2 separate regions of the Homo sapiens genome follow, and region 2 is linked to region 1. Evidence: chromatin loops called from intact Hi-C (ENCODE). Cell type or tissue: endothelial cell of umbilical vein. All regions are shown on one strand. Each heading gives the region's core, and the rest is flanking DNA. Links, peaks and the distances in the headings are about the cores only. Region 1 holds the start of HCG4 (HLA complex group 4). Region 2 overlaps HLA-F-AS1 (HLA-F antisense RNA 1).

The links. Hi-C counts contacts between places; a loop is a spot of excess contacts. Peaks named below come from ENCODE experiments on the same cell type or tissue, not always from the same donor. Only the 100,000 strongest peaks of a DNase experiment are listed, where the experiment ranks them.
Region 2: a loop joins it to region 1, with 11 times the contacts of the local background. A loop is called at or near these places in 9 of 110 quality-filtered maps.

The regions. Positions count from the first base shown.
Region 1 is chr6:29,788,781-29,797,048 of GRCh38, forward strand. HCG4 (HLA complex group 4) reads right to left here and starts at 4,293. Exons shown (of 1, transcript NR_002139.2): 1 at 2,251-4,293. It also overlaps the pseudogene HLA-V. RefSeq lists an enhancer at 1,441-2,640. In endothelial cell of umbilical vein, for the core only: a CTCF peak has its summit at 3,774; no DNase peak of the experiment used is centred there; H3K4me3 peaks cover 740 bases; H3K27me3 peaks cover 2,884 bases.
Region 2 is chr6:29,733,892-29,742,306 of GRCh38, forward strand. All of the region lies in intron 1 of HLA-F-AS1 (HLA-F antisense RNA 1), which reads right to left. It also overlaps a transcript of HLA-F not described here and the pseudogene MICE. Among named protein-coding and RNA genes, the nearest start is that of HLA-F-AS1, 11 kb to the right of the region's middle. In endothelial cell of umbilical vein, for the core only: a CTCF peak has its summit at 4,326 (motif pointing right); a DNase peak (open chromatin) is centred at 4,340.

The DNA of each region.
Region 1 (8,268 bases), core at 269-8,268:
GCTCTTATGATGCTGAGGGAATTCTCATGAGATCTGATGGTTTTATGAGGTATTTTTCCCCACTTCGATCTGCAATTCTCTCTCCTGCCACCATGTGAAGAAGGACGTGTTTGCCTCCACTTCTGCCATGATTGTAAGTTTCATGGGGCAGCCTTCTCAGCAATGCAGAACTATGAGTCAATTAAACCTCTTTCCTTTATAAATTACCCAGTCTCAGGTATTTCTTTATAGCAATGTGAGAACGGACTAATACAACTTCTAACTGGTAATGCTGACATAAGAGTTTGTGACTCTGGGTGTAGAACATAAAACTCACTGCAGCCTCCCCCTTCTCTCTCAATGTCTCTGGAATCATGAGCTCTGGGGGAAGCCACCTGCTGTGCCATAAGCAGCCCTGAAGGAAGGTCCATGTGGCTGAGAACTGGGGCCTTCTGGGAACAGAAAACAAGGAACTAGGGCTTTTCCAACAGCCATGTGACCCATCCATGTTTCATGTGAATCCTCAGTCCCAGTGAAGCACTCAGATGATGCAGGCCTAGGCTGACAACTGGACTGCAACCTTGTGAGAGGCCCTGAGCAAGAAGCACTCAGGGAAACCTCTCCTGGATTCCTGACCATTGGAACCTGCGGGAGATGATGAATATTTGCCATTTTGAGCTGCTAAGTTTTACATAATTTGTTATGCAATAGTAAATAACTAACACATTTTCACAAAAGAGGATGTAGTATTACACATTAATTTGCATTTGCTCTAAATTTATCATTATTATTAATATTATTGTTATTGAGACAGGGTCTCGCTCTGTCGCCCAGGCTGGAGTGCAGTGGCATGATCACCATGCACTGCAGTGTCGACTTCCTGGGCTCAAGGGACCCTCTTATCTCAGCGTCCTGAGTAACTGGGACTACAGGCATGAAGCACCACGCCTGGCTAATTTTCTAAATTTTTTTGTAGAGATGGGGGTTTCTCCATGTTGCCCAGGCTGATCTTCAACATCTGGAGTCAACAAATCTGCCTTCCTCTGCCTTCCACGGTGCTAGAATCACAGGTGTGAGCCACCACACCTGGCCTAAATTAATTATAAGACATTACACATGTAACTTAGTTTTAAAAGGTAAGGAGAATGTCCATGGCTGAAGAGGATGCATTTTATTACCATTCACAATGATCACTTTACTTGAACTTCAATTTCCAACTGTGTCCAAATTAAACACAAAAGGAAGATCCAACCCTTGCTGGGCTGATTCTTTGATGGCCCCCAACAGCCACCTCCCGGTCATTCACTTTCCCCCAGTTATTCAAGCAACTCTAGTGTAGATGCTGCTGTGAAGGGATTTAGCAGATATAACTAAGGGCCTCAATTAGTTGACTTTAGGCTGGGTTTATCCTGCTTTGACTGTCCTAATAAGGTGAGTCCTTGAAAGGTCTGTGTTCTTTCTGAGCATAGAGATTTGCAGTGTGAGAGGGATTCAGCATGAGGGGTTTCCTCTACCGTGGGCTTTGAAAATGAAGAGGCTGTGTAGGAAAGAACACTGTTAGGCACCAGGAATTGAGCACAACCCTGCCTATTCTCTGTATTGACAGCCAGCAAGGAACAGAAACCTCAGTCTTACAACTGCCAGAAACTGCATTCTGCCACCTCTGTATAAGCCTGAAGGAGGATTCAAAATGAAAACACAGCTTTTGGAAGCCCAGAACAGGGATTCTATCCACATCTTGCCCAGATTTCTGACCAAGGAAGTATAAGCAGATAAATGGGTGTTGTTTTGCCAGTCGTGGTAGTGCACGAATGAATTGATGAATTGATATGCACACTAATTACATAAAATAAAATATTTCTTAACTTTTTCAGTATTTTACATTTTATAATTTTCTGTGATGCAATTTAATAGACTCATATTTCATTCATTCAGTCAAGAAAAATTAATTTAATCCCTACAATGAACCAGGTGTGCCCTCATATGCTTACGTGCCTGACATTCCAGAAGCTTCACAAGACCAAGGTGGAGCCAGTGGAATGTTTTAGGTGGAGAAATGACACACTCTGACTCACAGGAGCAGGACCACTGTGCAGAGAACAGTCACGTAGCAGGTAATGGGACAGTGCTAGTGTCACAAATAAGGAGTGACAAGGTGGTGGGGACTAAGGGGAGAGGAGGGCCTGAGGCATGAGAGGAATGGAGGGAAGGGCTGGAGATGCAGGAGGTGAGGAAATGGAGCAGAGGGAAAGAATTCGAAAGCAGCAGAACTCAGGTTTAAACACATTGTTTTATATATTTTAATACATCAATCTACAGAGCCTTGCAGGGTGATCTTTGCAGTTGGCCTTTAATACCTTATGTGGGTCTGCCTAAAAACTAATTTTTTTATGTTAATCAGGTTTAAAAAATACTAAGTGTTCATATAAAATATACACAACACTTAGAAGTGGATACTTCCTAAAAACAGGCAGTGCATGAGCACTGGTGAGGGGCATTGTGACTGCATTGAGTGCTTGCCACTGTGAGATGAATAAAGTCCGTACTGGCTCCTGGTTACAACATATAGTAACACAGTGGCTACCTTGTATTAGGAGATGTCCTGGACTCACACAGAAACTCAGGGCTATGGAATGAAGGTAAATTTAAAATACTACAAGCGGGAGTCACAGATACATTGTCTGGGAAAGTGAAACTTAGGAGCTTTGTGATTCCTGTTGTAATGCTTTTAGACACATTTATATGTCAAGGGACCAAAGTCACATTTTTGGCCGATTAGATTCCTGATCATTAGGAGTTACCAAGATTCTGCTACCCACTGTAGTTAATAAACAAAAAGCAAACTGGTCTCTATTCTATCTCATGCACTCAGGCACAACTTTTCCAGATTTAAAAAACAAACAAACAACAACAACAAAAAACCCTGTCTCTACACCTCCATTCCCAGGGCAAGCTCACTCTCTGGCAACAAGCTCCCTGGGGTGATTTTTCTTCTAGAAGAGTCCACGGGGACAGGTAAGGAGTAGGAGGCAGGGAGTCCAGTTCTGGGACGGGGATTCCGTGATGCAAAGTGAAGAGAGAGGGACGGGGCCCATTCCGAGGGTTTCTCCCTGGTTTCTCAGACAGCTCCTGGGCCAAGACTCAGGGAAACATTGAGACAGAGCGCTTGGCACAGAAGTAGCGGGGTCAGGGCGAAGTCCCAGGGCCTCAGGCGTGGCTCTCAGGATCTCAGGCCCCAAAGGCGGTGTATGGATTGGGGAGGCCCAGCGCTGGGCATTCCCCATCTTTGCAGGGTTTCTCTTCTCCCTCTCCCAACCTGTGTCGGGTCCTTCTTCCTGGGTACTCACCGGGCTGCCCCAGTTCTCACTCCCATTGAGTGTCGGGTTTCTAGAGAAGCCAATCAATGTAGCCGCGGTCCCGGTTCTAAAGTTCCCACGCACCCACCGGGACTCCGATTCTTCCCAGTCGCCGAGGATGGTGTCATGGCGCCCCGAACCCTGCTTCTGCTGCTCTCGGGGGCCCTGGTCCTGACCCAGACCTGGGCAGGTGAGTGCGGGGTCGGGAGGGAAACGGCGTCTGTGGGGAGTAGCTAGGGGCCTGCCCGGCGGGGGCGCAGGAACCCGGTTGCGGTGCCGGGAGGAGGGTCGGGAGGGTCTCAGCCCCCTCCTTGCTCCCAGGCTTCCACTCCTTGAGGTATTTCCACACCACCATGTCCCGGCCCGGCCGCGCGGATCCCCGCTTCCTCTCCGTGGGCGACGTGGACGACACGCAGTGCGTGCGGCTCGACAGCGACGCCACGAGTCCCAGGATGGAGCCGCGGGCGCCGTGGATGGAGCAGGAGGGGCCGGAATATTGGGAAGAGGAGACAGGGACCGCCAAGGCCAAAGCACAGTTTTACCGAGTGAACCTGCGGACCCTGAGCGGCTACTACAACCAGAGTGAGGCCTGTGAGTGACACCGGCCGGGGGCGCAGGTCACTACCCCTCCACATCCCCCACGGACCGCCCGGGTCTCCCCGAGTCTCTGGGTCCGAGATCCACGCCGAGGCAGCGGGACCTGGAGACCCTTGACCCGGGAGAGGCCCAGGAGCCGTTACCCGGTTTCATTTTCAGCCAAAATCCCCGCAGGTTGGTCCTGGCGAGGGCGGGGCTCGGTGGGCGGGGCTGGCCGCGGGGGCGGGGCCAGGGTCTCACACCCATCTAGAGGATGTCTGTCTGCGACGTGGGGTCGGACGGGCGCCTACTCCGCGGGTATCACCAGCTTGCTTACGATGGCAAGGATTACATCGTCCTGAACGAGGACCTGTGCTCCTTGACAGCCGCAGACACGGCGGCTCAGATCACCCAGCTCAAGTGGGAGGCGGCCCGGGGGGCGGAGGTTCATCCTCACAGGGATAGGCACCTATTAGATGTGGTGTGGTTTTCCTCTCTACTCTTAGACCCTCAGCCAGTATCACTATTGGCATTCCTGAGCCACTGGCTCAGAATTTCAGTACATTATCTGCCCGCGGGACACACCTCAGAGGAAAGGGGATGAAGCGTGGTCCATGACCATGGCACCCCCTGGTCTTATCACCACCTGCACCTCCCAGGGGCTGCCAGCCACACAGAGTCATGGACAGGTCTCTACAGACACAACTTAGTGCCAGCTTGGATGAAACCCTCTGAGGAATGGGTGCCATCTTTCAGGATGTGGTGCATGTATTGAATCAAAGATGTCTCTATAGTGCTGTGTTTACAGAAGGAAGAATACGTGGGTCCAAAAACCAAGAAGTAGAAGCAGGTGTGGCTCCATATCTAAACCCTTATATTCACCTTCAGGGTGATTTTGCACTTCTCATCTCCAATATCTGGGCTCTGTAGGGGAGGAGGTCCTGGTTTCCCAAAGGGGGCACCCTGGCAAGGAGACATTTAAATGAGAGTCCATGGAAATATACATTATGGCTGCCCCCAGGGATGTTTGAATAGTATGTGTCCAGATACAAGCAGGTGAGAAGAGGAGGAGGCAGGGCTGCTATCACACAAGGAGGGCAGGAGATGTGTGTGTGGAAATAAGAGATCCACTTGGAGACCTTATGGTTCCCCTTGTCCTGTTGTAAGTGTGAGCAGAATCATCCAGCAACCCAGCCTGAGAGGGTTTCATATTCAAGAGCCCAGAACCCTCAGGAAGGAAGGATTGAGTGATACTCACAGGTAATGTCCCAAGGCTGTGCTCCTGTGCTCTGACATCCTCAGCAGGATTGGTGCAAAGCCCTGCTTCCCATGGGCTGTTCCCAGCCAGTGACTGGTCACAGCAGGCATTAAGGCAAGCCATTCCTGGGAGACACGGGACTCCTCTGATGGCTAACTGTAGCTGGAAGACTCCTCCACGGCCTTGCTCAACTCTCCTTAGATTGCCTGTGCTCTAGGATGCGTCAAACAAACTTTCTCTCCTTCTGTCCAGCACTTGGGGTCACACTTGCATCGTGGTCTGCCGCCTTTTCTCAGGGATTTCTGGCTCACTTCCCATATTCCCTTACGGGTGTGTCCCCTTATAAGATGTCGCAGACTTTAAGCTCATCTTGGCATCTGCTCCTTGAAGGACTTGGACTAAAAATTATTTCCATCTGCATATCAATAACTCTTATTCCAACCTGTAAAATCCTTCTCTTTATCCAACTTCTGCCACCCCCACAGAATCTATTTTACTTGTGTGTGTAGTATCTCTTTGAGTTAACAGATATTTGTTCTATTAAGCTACTAAATTTTGAGGTAGTTTGTGACACAGCACTTGATAACTATTAAGGCTTTCTTAAGTTTCCATTATTCCATGGATATTATCTACATATCTTTTAATCCCTTGCATTTTAATAACATTAGCTATACTTGCTGTTTCCAACTCTTTCCTCCTATTTTTGAACATTTTAAATTTTGTCTTTCTCTGTCCTTCCTTCCTTCTTTCCTCCTTTCCTCCCTCAGAGCTTTCTCCCTCCCTCCATTTTTTTCATAAACTCCAAGTGTTTAGGCCAAAAGGAAGCATTATTTGAACTTTATGCTAAAAGTATAATGCCGTAATTTATAATATAAAAGTAAAGAAAAGGAAGTTGTTAATGGAATATGAAAAAATGCCTAGGGTGATTCTATAGCCAAGACAGTACCTTTTAACATTTAATTTCTGCCTCCAACTGAATGTTTTCAGAACACATGAGCAACACAAGCTCTTTCCCATTCTTGGTACAAGCACTTGAGAAATCAAATTAGCCTTATCTAGTATGATTAATGTCCATACATCATATAATCCCACCATCTGCCTCCTGATCATACCCCCTGGGGACATTCTTGGCTATGTGTCCAGGAGACATGTACACCAATGTTTATGGCAAAAACTGGAAACAATCACATATACATCAATGGGAATTAACAAAATAGTCGTATAATAATAAAAAGTAAAACTTCAGCAGCAACAGTGAATGAACAGCACCCTCCCACATCAGAGATAACTCTCCTACACATAACATGCATCAGCATCACAGAAGAATGCACATTGTGTGAGTTCTCTGTACGGGGAAGTTAAAAAAAGCAGGTCAAACTGTGATTTGGATATATATATATATACTTATTGTAAAAATCTTTAGAGACAATGAAAAGGAATAGTAAATACAAGACTCAAGATAGAAGTTCCTTTTGGGGAATAGAATTGGACAACAGCCGAGGGTGGCTTCATAGGTTTTGTTTTTTATGCCAGGAGGGGATGTCCAGGTAGTTAAGTTACTTGATCATAAATCTTTCTTTCTTTCTTTCCTTCCTTCCTTCCTTCCTTCCTTCCTTCCTTCCTTCCTTCCTTCCTTCTTTCCTTCTTTTCTTTCTTTCTTTCTTTCTCTTTCTTTCTTTCTTTCTTTCTTTCTTTCTTTCTTTCTTTCTTTCTTTCTTTCTTTCTTTCTTTCTTTCTTTCTTTCTTTCTTTCTTTCTTTCTTTCTTTCTTTCTTTCTTTCTTTCTTTCTTTCTTTCTTTCTTTCTTTTCGAGATGGAGTCTCCCTCTTGTTGCCCAGGCTGGAGTGCAGTGGCATGATCTCAGTTCACTGCAACCTCCGCCTCCCAGGTTCAAGCAATTCTCCTACCTCAGCCTCCTGAGTAGCTGGAATTATAGGCATCCACCACGACACCCAGGTAATTTTTGTATTTTTAGTAGAGACGGGGTTTCACCATATTGTCCAGGTTGGTCTCAAACTCCTGACCTCAGGTGATCCGCCAACTTCGGCCTTCCAAAGTGCTGGGATTACAGACATGAGCCACCATTCCCGGCCCACAAATCTTTAAAGTGTCATTTTTCAAAATGCACCTTGTGTGCCATTCCTGACTGATTATTTGGAAATGAAAGAGAAAAGAAAATACCAAAGTTCATCTCAAGGATCCTTAGCAATAACTACACACGTTAAAACAAAGCCACAGCCAATTGTAAAGAGTCATGTGACAGAGAGGACCAGGATCTCATGAAAAATAGCCTTGGCTAGAAAGAGGTCATTTGACCCTGGGCTAATTGGCAACTCTCTACATTGTCTGGCATACAGTGTTCAATCTGATGTGCAAGGCAATTGTATCTTGCAAAGAATTTGAGAATTTGATATGTTGCTCACATTTTACCACACATACAAGTGGATTAAACTTTTACACAGTAAAAAAAAAAAGCATTGTTGAGCAAAATAAATTAAATGAAAAGACATAAAGGAATAACTAGTGATGAAATAGCAATAAGAATGGAAAACATGAAAGAGATGCTTGTACAGCAATGATAGCAGCACAAAAGAACAGTGTTTTTCAGAATCATACAGGAGTCCAAATCACTTCTACCACATCTAATTAAAAAACACAGTGAAAGATGTTAAACTTTCATAGGATGCCCACTGAATAGCCAGTTATTGAAAAATCTTGTTCCTAGATTGGAGTAAACAATTTCTGCCTACCCTAGCCAAACAAATTATTGTCATGATGCTAAGCTAGTGTATAGACAGAGGTGTGAGATTCACATTTTTCTAACTGCAAAGCACCCTGATTAGGCAAATATTTTTGTAGATGCTTGAGTAAGAAAATTGGCATTTTGGGCATTCTTAAACCGAATTAGAAACTTCTGAAGAGAAACAAACGTAGTTATGATTGTAAAGGCATTATTGTATGGCACCAAAGTCTTGGGACACTTTAATTTAGCTACTGTATTTTCTCAACTCTGTTGCAACTTATCAAAGAGAATATTAATATTAAAGGCATTTACAAAAAAAATCTGAGATATTGTTGTATCTTCTTTCTCTGTCTCAAA
Region 2 (8,415 bases), core at 1-8,000, 55 kb before region 1:
TAAAATTACCATCACACCTAAGACAGCGAGATGGATTTTTCCCTTCCACAGATGAAAATATGAGTCCCTGAGAACATAAAATCTTCATTTGAGCTCACTGAAAATGTTGGCCTTGAGAATTAGGAGACACTCAGTCTCCTGCAGGCCCCCTGGGCATGAGCCACACCAGTGGAGGCCACACAACAGCAGGAAGAGCAACTGAGAACCCTGGAAGGTTCACACTTGTAGAGGGTGCACATCCAGTGAAATGCAGTTGATGGATGGGCCAAGGTAATAATCCAGCTCCTTCCTTCAGCTGGGGGAGGCAGATGGGTGAGTCAGCTACGCATGAGGTGTATGGTGTTCCTAGAGCTATTGTTAGTTCCTCTGCTGTGAACTCCACCCCGGGCATACAAAAATTATATACTCACTGGTAAGCAGGATCCTTTTTAGGAAAGCAAATGACTTTCCTAACATAAGGTCAAACATTTCCCTCCAAATGAATCATCCTAGTTGGATAATCTCTTCACTCCCACTGAAATTGCCCCAGAGTTGCACCTGAGCATTTGGATCCAAGACAGAAAGTCATTTTGGGGGTTGGGTCTGGCTGATCTGGGAGTGTTGTGAAGAAAGGCTTTCTACTTACAGAAGAACAAGGGTGAGCTCTGAGTAGGAGATGACATCCTGAGGGGGAAAGACAGATGGGCAGATGCTCAAGCAAACTCAGGAGTTTACCATATAAAAGATTTTGGAATCTATTCTTCAGCCTCTTTTTTACTGTGATACAATATACATGAACACAAAATTTACCACTGTACCCATTGTACAATAGGTGTACAATGCAGTGACAATTAGTAGGTTCGCAATGTTATGTAGCCATCATCACTCTCTAGTTCCAGAGTATTTCATCACCTCAGGGGAAACTCTGCACCATTAAGCAGTCACCCTCCATTTCCTCCTGCCACCAGACCCTGTCACCACAAGTCTGCTTTCTTTCTCTATAGATTGGTCTCTTCTGAAGATTTCACAAAAATGGGTTCATGAAATATGTATCCTTTTGTAGCTGATTTCCTTCACTTATCATGTTTTTGAGATTCAGCAATGTTGTAGCATGTATCAGTATTTCATTCCTTTTATGGCTAAATCATATTCCATTGTAGAAATACACTACATGTTGTTTATTCATTCATTAGTCAATGGGCATTTTCTTTTAAACCAAATAGGAAAAACAAAGGAAGAATTAAACACCAAAAATATACATGTTACTACTAGCTTTTATAGGACTACTATATATAGTACTATATATATATGCACACACACACACACACACACACACATATAAACACCAAAAATATACATATTACTACTAGCTTTTATAGTATGACTACTATATATAGTACTATATATATAATTTCATAGTAGTACTATATATAGTTATATATATGTAGTACTATGTATAGTCATATATATGTATATATATGTATATATATGTGTGTATATATATATATTTATATATATATAAAATCCATTATTTCTGAAGGAGAGTTTTTCCAGACACACAATTCCTGCATGACAGTCTTTTTTTTTCTGACCTCTAAATTTGTCAACATTCCAATGCCTTCTGAACTCTATGGTTTCTGAAGAAAACTGGGCTGCAATCTTATTGAGGATCCATTGAACCTGAAAAGTTCCTTCTCTGTTATTCATTTCAATATGCTCTGTTTGTCATTGGCTTTTGACAGGTTGATTATAATGTTCTCTTGGTGTGGACCTCTTTAAATTTAATTTTTTTTGCTGCTTAAAATTTGTCAAGTTTGTTGGATGAATAATGTTTTTCATCAAATTTGGAAGGTTTGGAGTTATTCTTTAAATAGTCATTCTTCTCCTTTCTCTCTCTCCTTTCTTTGAGGACTCCCAAAGTGCATGTGCTTGATGTTGTCTCACAGATCTTTAAAGTTCTGTTTATTTTTCTTCATAATTTTTTTTCTTTCTGCTACTGAACTAGAGAATTTCAATTGTCTTATCTTCAAGCTTGCTGATTCTCCATTCTGCATGGTGAAATTTGCTCTGGAGCCCCTCTAGTGAATTTTTCATTTCAGTTATTGCACTTTTCAGCTCCAAACTTTTTATCTGGTCTCTTTGTAAAATTTCTACCTTTTTATTGATGTTCTCTATTTGGGGAAACCTGCAACCACCATCTTCTGAAGCTCTGCCCATGTCAAGAGGTCTGTGCATACCTCTCTCTTCCATCCCCCAGTTTTCCAACTTTATTTTGCTCAAGTTCCTGACTGACCAAGCAACCCATGAGCCACTGCCCATGACTCATTCATTCATGCACTACTGGGGCATCATTTCACACCCTCCACCTTGCATGGGCCTTTTTGGGTTTTGATTCCTAGTTCCTGGCTCAACAGCCATTTCCAAAGCTGTTCTTGCGTTAGCTCCCAAGCCTACTGCTCTTGTTGTAGATTCTCCTCTTAATGTCTGAGTCACAGCATTTATTTCATAGATTTTTAATAATTGGACTAATTTTTTCCAATGCAGCATTTCTAAGGACTTTCAGTAATGGAGATTCTATATTAGCTTAGAGAGAATTGTTTCAAAACATCAGAAATGTATACTTGAATGAAGGACAACATGCATGGAGAAAGGTGGACAAACCATAAGTGGGCCGTGGATTTTCACAAAGTGAACACTCAGGTAAATAGCAGCCACATCAAGGAATAGCATTTCCAGCCTCCAGGAAACACCATTGGGTTCTACTTGGTCATAAATCACCCTCCCCAACCCTAGAGCAGACACTTTCTTGATTTCTAATATGATAGATTAGTTCTGTCAGTTCTGGACACAGTCACTGCCATGTCCCAGGTCTTGCTGTGTGTGGTCACTATCACTCCCGTGGCAGTCAGGTGCTCAGCTTTATAAATAGCTCACACTTCTTGTCTCTCCACTGTTGATAGACATTTGTGTTGTATTCAGAGTCTACAAATCGTGCTGCTATAAATAATATTTTCATATATTTTGGGACACAAATGCATGCATTTCTATTGGTATATAACAAAAAGTGGAATTGCTGGGTCATAGGTGATTAGAAACTTGGTTTAGTCTCTCAAAAAACAAGTTTCTACTGAATAGATAACTGGTGGAAGAGGGTAAATCTTTTATTTTAGAAATTATGCAGCTAGTATATGAAAAGAAATGAAAGACTGAGACTTTTGCAATTTGTAATGAATTAACAGATTTAGCCACTGAACAGCAATGGCAATTAACATCACAAAAAAGAAATAACTAGTATTGAATTCTTCCTCTTGATGAAAAACATGATATAGTACCATCAATCCTCATGGCAAAAAAAAAAAAAAAAAAAAAAACCCTGAATAGACGCAAACCTCTATAACAAACTACCAATTTACAGAAAATACAGGTCATAGAGATACATTAAACCACACCTTGGGGTGCAATCTGCAAAATGCAAAGGACAGGAAACTACCAGACAATATAAATTTCAAGCAGGAATCTATGGAATAAATGAGGATAAAAATATACTCTTAAAGGTAAAACTAAACTATAACTTTAGATGATAAAAATATAAAATTGTACAAAGAAGTGATGGCCATGTAAGCCAGGATGTGCTTTTATTTGAAGAAGAGAAGAGTTTATCATTGAGCTGGGGCAGTTGATGGGGCTTCTAGGTCAGCTGCCAAACTTCTCCCTCTCTCTGATGGTTAAAGGGTGTTTACTTTTGATTAAAGGGCACCATTTTTAGATCTTTTATCTTTTATGGTACCCGTGGGGTTTTTTATGACAAAAACACTAATAAAGAATAAAATAGTATGTGACATATGGTTCTTGTTCTGCATCAAGCCTCCTTCCCACCCTCCGCTCCAGACACTGAGCACCCAGAACTACTGGCAACCCCAGGATACTTGGCAGGGCTACCTTACATCTGGGTGTGTGTCCAGCTCACATTGCCAGAGGCAATGTCCAGGGTCTATTCTTTGAGGCCTAGATAAACCTGACAGGACACAGCTGAGGGAAAAGCCTGGCCCCACTCTGGAGGCTCTGGCCATCGGTGTAGAGGGGACAGGTCCTCACCTCTCCACAGGTGCAGTTACAGTCAGAGCTTCTTCTCTGCATGGGAGTGAGGCTTGGTCCTTCCCCCAAACACGGGGACAGTGATCTCTCCAGAAGTGGAGATGACACCATTCCTCCTCTAACATGGTCCAATCTCGTGCTTGTTCTGCTTTACAGGAAAGTTGACTCATACTGGTGTCCAGTGAAGAAACCCAGGCGCATAAGAGGGACAGTTGGATCTCAGGTTTGTGCTTGATCTGGAAAAGGAAGAGCAGAGACCACTAGGAGGCACCACTGCACTGCTCATGAGCCCAGGAGGTGGATGCCGGGGCTGAGCTCAGGGTGGAGAGATGTCATTGCTCATCCTCCAGGTTCCAGGTGAAAACCCACCTGCCCAGCCCATCTGGTTCTCCCTGGTTCTTCAATTCTAGGGAGGACTGTCTTCTTCTCACCTCCCCGGACGATGCTTCTTGACACAGGAAAGAGGATGTGCTGCTAGGGTCATCATGTCCTGGTTTATTGTGTTGTCAGTAGAATGAAATCAAAATACATACTTCATAAATAATAAAATAACCCATAATAAGTAAACATTTACAATTTACTCACACCATTGAGGTTTCCTCCAGGTGTGAGCACAGCTGCAGACACACCTTGTCGCTTCAGTCAGGACACAGGACAGAGTAAAATGGGAAGAAACCACAGTCACTGCAGAAAGGGCCCCCATGGAAGAGGCCTGGCAGGGAGGCCAGCTGCCCCAGGGCCACCATATTTAGAGATGACTTCCCCTTTCTAGGCAGGACTGGGATTTTAAAATTCTTTTTGTATTCATAGTTGTTCTGAAATTGCAGGATGATGAGACCCAGCACTGGTGAGTTATACTGTCTCTTTCTTCCCTATTAAATTCTGTGCCAAACAGCACCTTCATATATTTATCTCCTCTTCCTGGAGAGAATAAAAACAATGGAAAAATTGAACCATACAAACATACTTTAAATATGTGCTGTCAGAAGTAGCTACTAAAGGATTAATTCCACCAAAGTGAGGGAAGGTTTGAAAAGAAAAACATTGTATACCCATATTCAAAGCAGCATTATTCACGATAGCCAAGACAACACACACCAACACATGAATGAAGAAAATGTGGTATATATCGACAACGGAATATCATTCAGCCTTAAGAAGGAAACCTGGTCACAGGCTGCAACAGGGATAAACCTGAAGGACACTGCTAAGTAAAATAAGCCAATCACAAAGAAAACCCAATACTGCACATTTCCATTTATATGAGGTGTCTAAACTGAAAGTAGACTAATGGCTGCTAGGGGCTCGGTGAGGGGGATGGATGAATGTTTGTTCAATGGGCATAGAGTTTCAGTGTTGCAAGATGAAAAGTTCTAGAGATCTGTTGCACAACTATGTATTTACAGTTAATACTGTACTACTGTATACTTTAAAATAGTTAAGATACCAAATTTTACATAATGTAGTTTTTGGCCCAAGGAAAAGACTAATTAGCCCTGTTACTAATTTAGGGAAAAAGTACATGAATTCATTAAAAATATATTAGTATGCGCTTACCTTAGATACAGAAAACTATGAGACAAAAAGAGAGATCCCTGCTACCCCAGCTATCACCCATGAACCAGGAAAATCAGCACCTCCTGAAACTAGACAGAAAGGCTCACAGGCCCAGCCTTGACATGTTGAATCAGTCTGCATTTTGGCTGGAACCCAGGTGGCTCCACTGCATGTAAAGCACCTTCCCAGATAGTGATGGAGGGAGATCCTAGGACAGTGACTCTGCTCCACGGGGAGAAGCCTCCAGTCCAGATGGGAGCAGCCAGAAGGGCCCAGGAGGGACATTTCCAAGAAGATAAAATTAACAGAATGTCCAAAGTGTCCAACGTCTTGAAAGAATCATACAAACAAAAGAGATATCAAACTTAAATTAATGAGAGTTAATAAAATAAACAAAAACAAATGCAAGTATTAACTCCAAGAAGAACCAATGTTGTACAGGCAGTGAAAAGTAGTCCAGTTGACATATGAGAGGATTAGTCATGGTAAAAGAAACAAGAGATGGCTGAACTAAACATAATCACTATATAAATATACTGGGAAGAGTGAAAGAGAACAAGTACTCTTAACTGTTGCATCCACCATTGCGCTGTGCAACAATGGGTGCATCTGAAAAAAATCAAGCAATAATAATAAAGAAATGGTAGTTAGAGATACAGAAGTAAAGTCAAAAGAATCAGCTAAAAAACTTGAAAGTGGTTGGCCCCTAGAAAGGCAGAAATTGAGAAGAGGCAGAGAGGACTCTCATTTTTCTCAAGAGATTCTGCACAAATATTTGACTCTTTCAATTGTGCACAATTATAAATTTGATTAAAATAAAAACAAAAGCTTCAGTGAATATGCAAGTTTATGTCTAATGACAACCGCATTCAACAATGATATTTAAGGGTTAACTAAAATGTGAAAATACTTAAACATGAAATAGGCATGTATAAATGTGTTTTTGACACCAAACGTGAACACAAATGTGAAATAATACACCTGTAAACACATCTCTGGATAGATAGCCCACGATTGAATTCTCTACCCCACCTCCTTTACTGGTTGACCTGTGAACACAGGCAGGCAGTGGACCAGGACCCAACTAGGTTCCTTCATCCTCTTGCTTCTAGGCAGGCCTTGCATCCACTTTTGCTGCACAGAGGGCTCCCATCCCTGCCTTGGTCCGTTTCACAGGTGATCCCATAACTCTCCCTGCCACCACTGCCTTACCTGAGTGGAGCCGAGGCTACCCTGACCAAGAAGAGCACCACCCATCTGTGCCCCAAGGCCAGAAAGTTAAAAGGAACCTCACAACAGGGTCAGGAACTATCCCACCTCCCCATCTACCAATCAGTCTGAACTGATAATGGGAGATGCTGATACTTGCTTTACTCATCCTCATTCCCAGTTCATTTATTCTTCATTAATTCAGTCCAATCTCCCCAGGGGTCACTTAACCCCAGAAGCAGACTGATCTCTATTCTTCTTAATCAGGAAAGTCCAAAGCACTCCCTGTCCTCTCCCTCATATCAGACTTCAGCTCTGCATCTGCAAGATGCAGAGGTCCTCTGCAAGGCAGGTGTCTTCCCACAGGGTCAGCCCCTAAACACTGGCTGCAGATGTCCCCCTCCATCCCTTCCCAGCCCTTTCTGTGTTGCTGTGAATCTGTCCATCACCGAGAACTGGTGGGGAGATGTGGGGGAGGTGGGGAGATTTCTTTGTGCTGTGTCAAGGCATGAAGACAGACCTCTCCTTCTCTCTTGAACCTCATACTCTATCCCTTCCCAGACACTTGAAATAAAACACAGACCAGAAATGTCTACTTAAAGGGTAAATTTCTATAGTATAAAATTATGAAGACATAGTAGATATGAGGTAATGCATGAGAGTGTGACAGGGTGAGGGGACCTCAAGGTGCCAGGAAAGCTGGTCCTGGGCTCCCCAGAAGGAGCCGTAACCAGGACACTCACTCATAAATCTCATTTATAATAATAATACAATGACCGCATATGTAATATATTAAAATATAATCAAATGATAACAAAAATAATGTGGCACAGCTGCAAACCCCTCATATATACTAACGCTTTTCATCCACCCAACCACAAGAAATAAATGCTGTTAGTTTCCCCATTTCATAGATGAGGAAACTGAGGCACCAAGTGGGAAAGTGCTGGTGAGACCTGGGCAGGGAGTTGAATTCTGGCCATCTGGCTGCAGAGTGTAGCTGCCCTCAGTGGAGCCAGTAGACCCAGGAGTTGACACCAGAGACTGAAATCCCAGCTGTGCACTGCCCTGGTGGTCTCCTGTCCCAACCGGGCGTTGATCCGGGCCTTGCAGGCTCACGTGCTCTGCAGAAAATAGAGAAACCAATAAATGCTCCCCTGGGTGCAGAGTGCTGCTTTTTACTCCCTGAGGATTTCTCCCTCCTCAGTCACTCCAAAATCAGATTCACCCTTTCTCTGAGGGAAGATGATGCTCCCACATTTTTCTCCCTCCTATGGCACTTTTCCCAGCCCCTGCCAGTCCCCTCCCATGACTTCATGAAGATCAGCACTTGCCCTGTGCCCACTATGCACTCTGTAAGGACTGAAAGGGCCGCAGGACTAAATGACAAGACTCCAGAAGAAACTCAGTGCCCTCCCCTCCTCTCAAGCCTGGCCAGCTCGGACACAGTGGGAGGCCTCCCCAGAGAGAGGCCCTGGCTCCACGTACTTCCAGGCCTGGGCTGGGTCACACACAAGGCCTTTCTCTCCCTCTTTCCCCAGGCCCTCCTTTCCTGCAGAAGCACCTGCACACCAG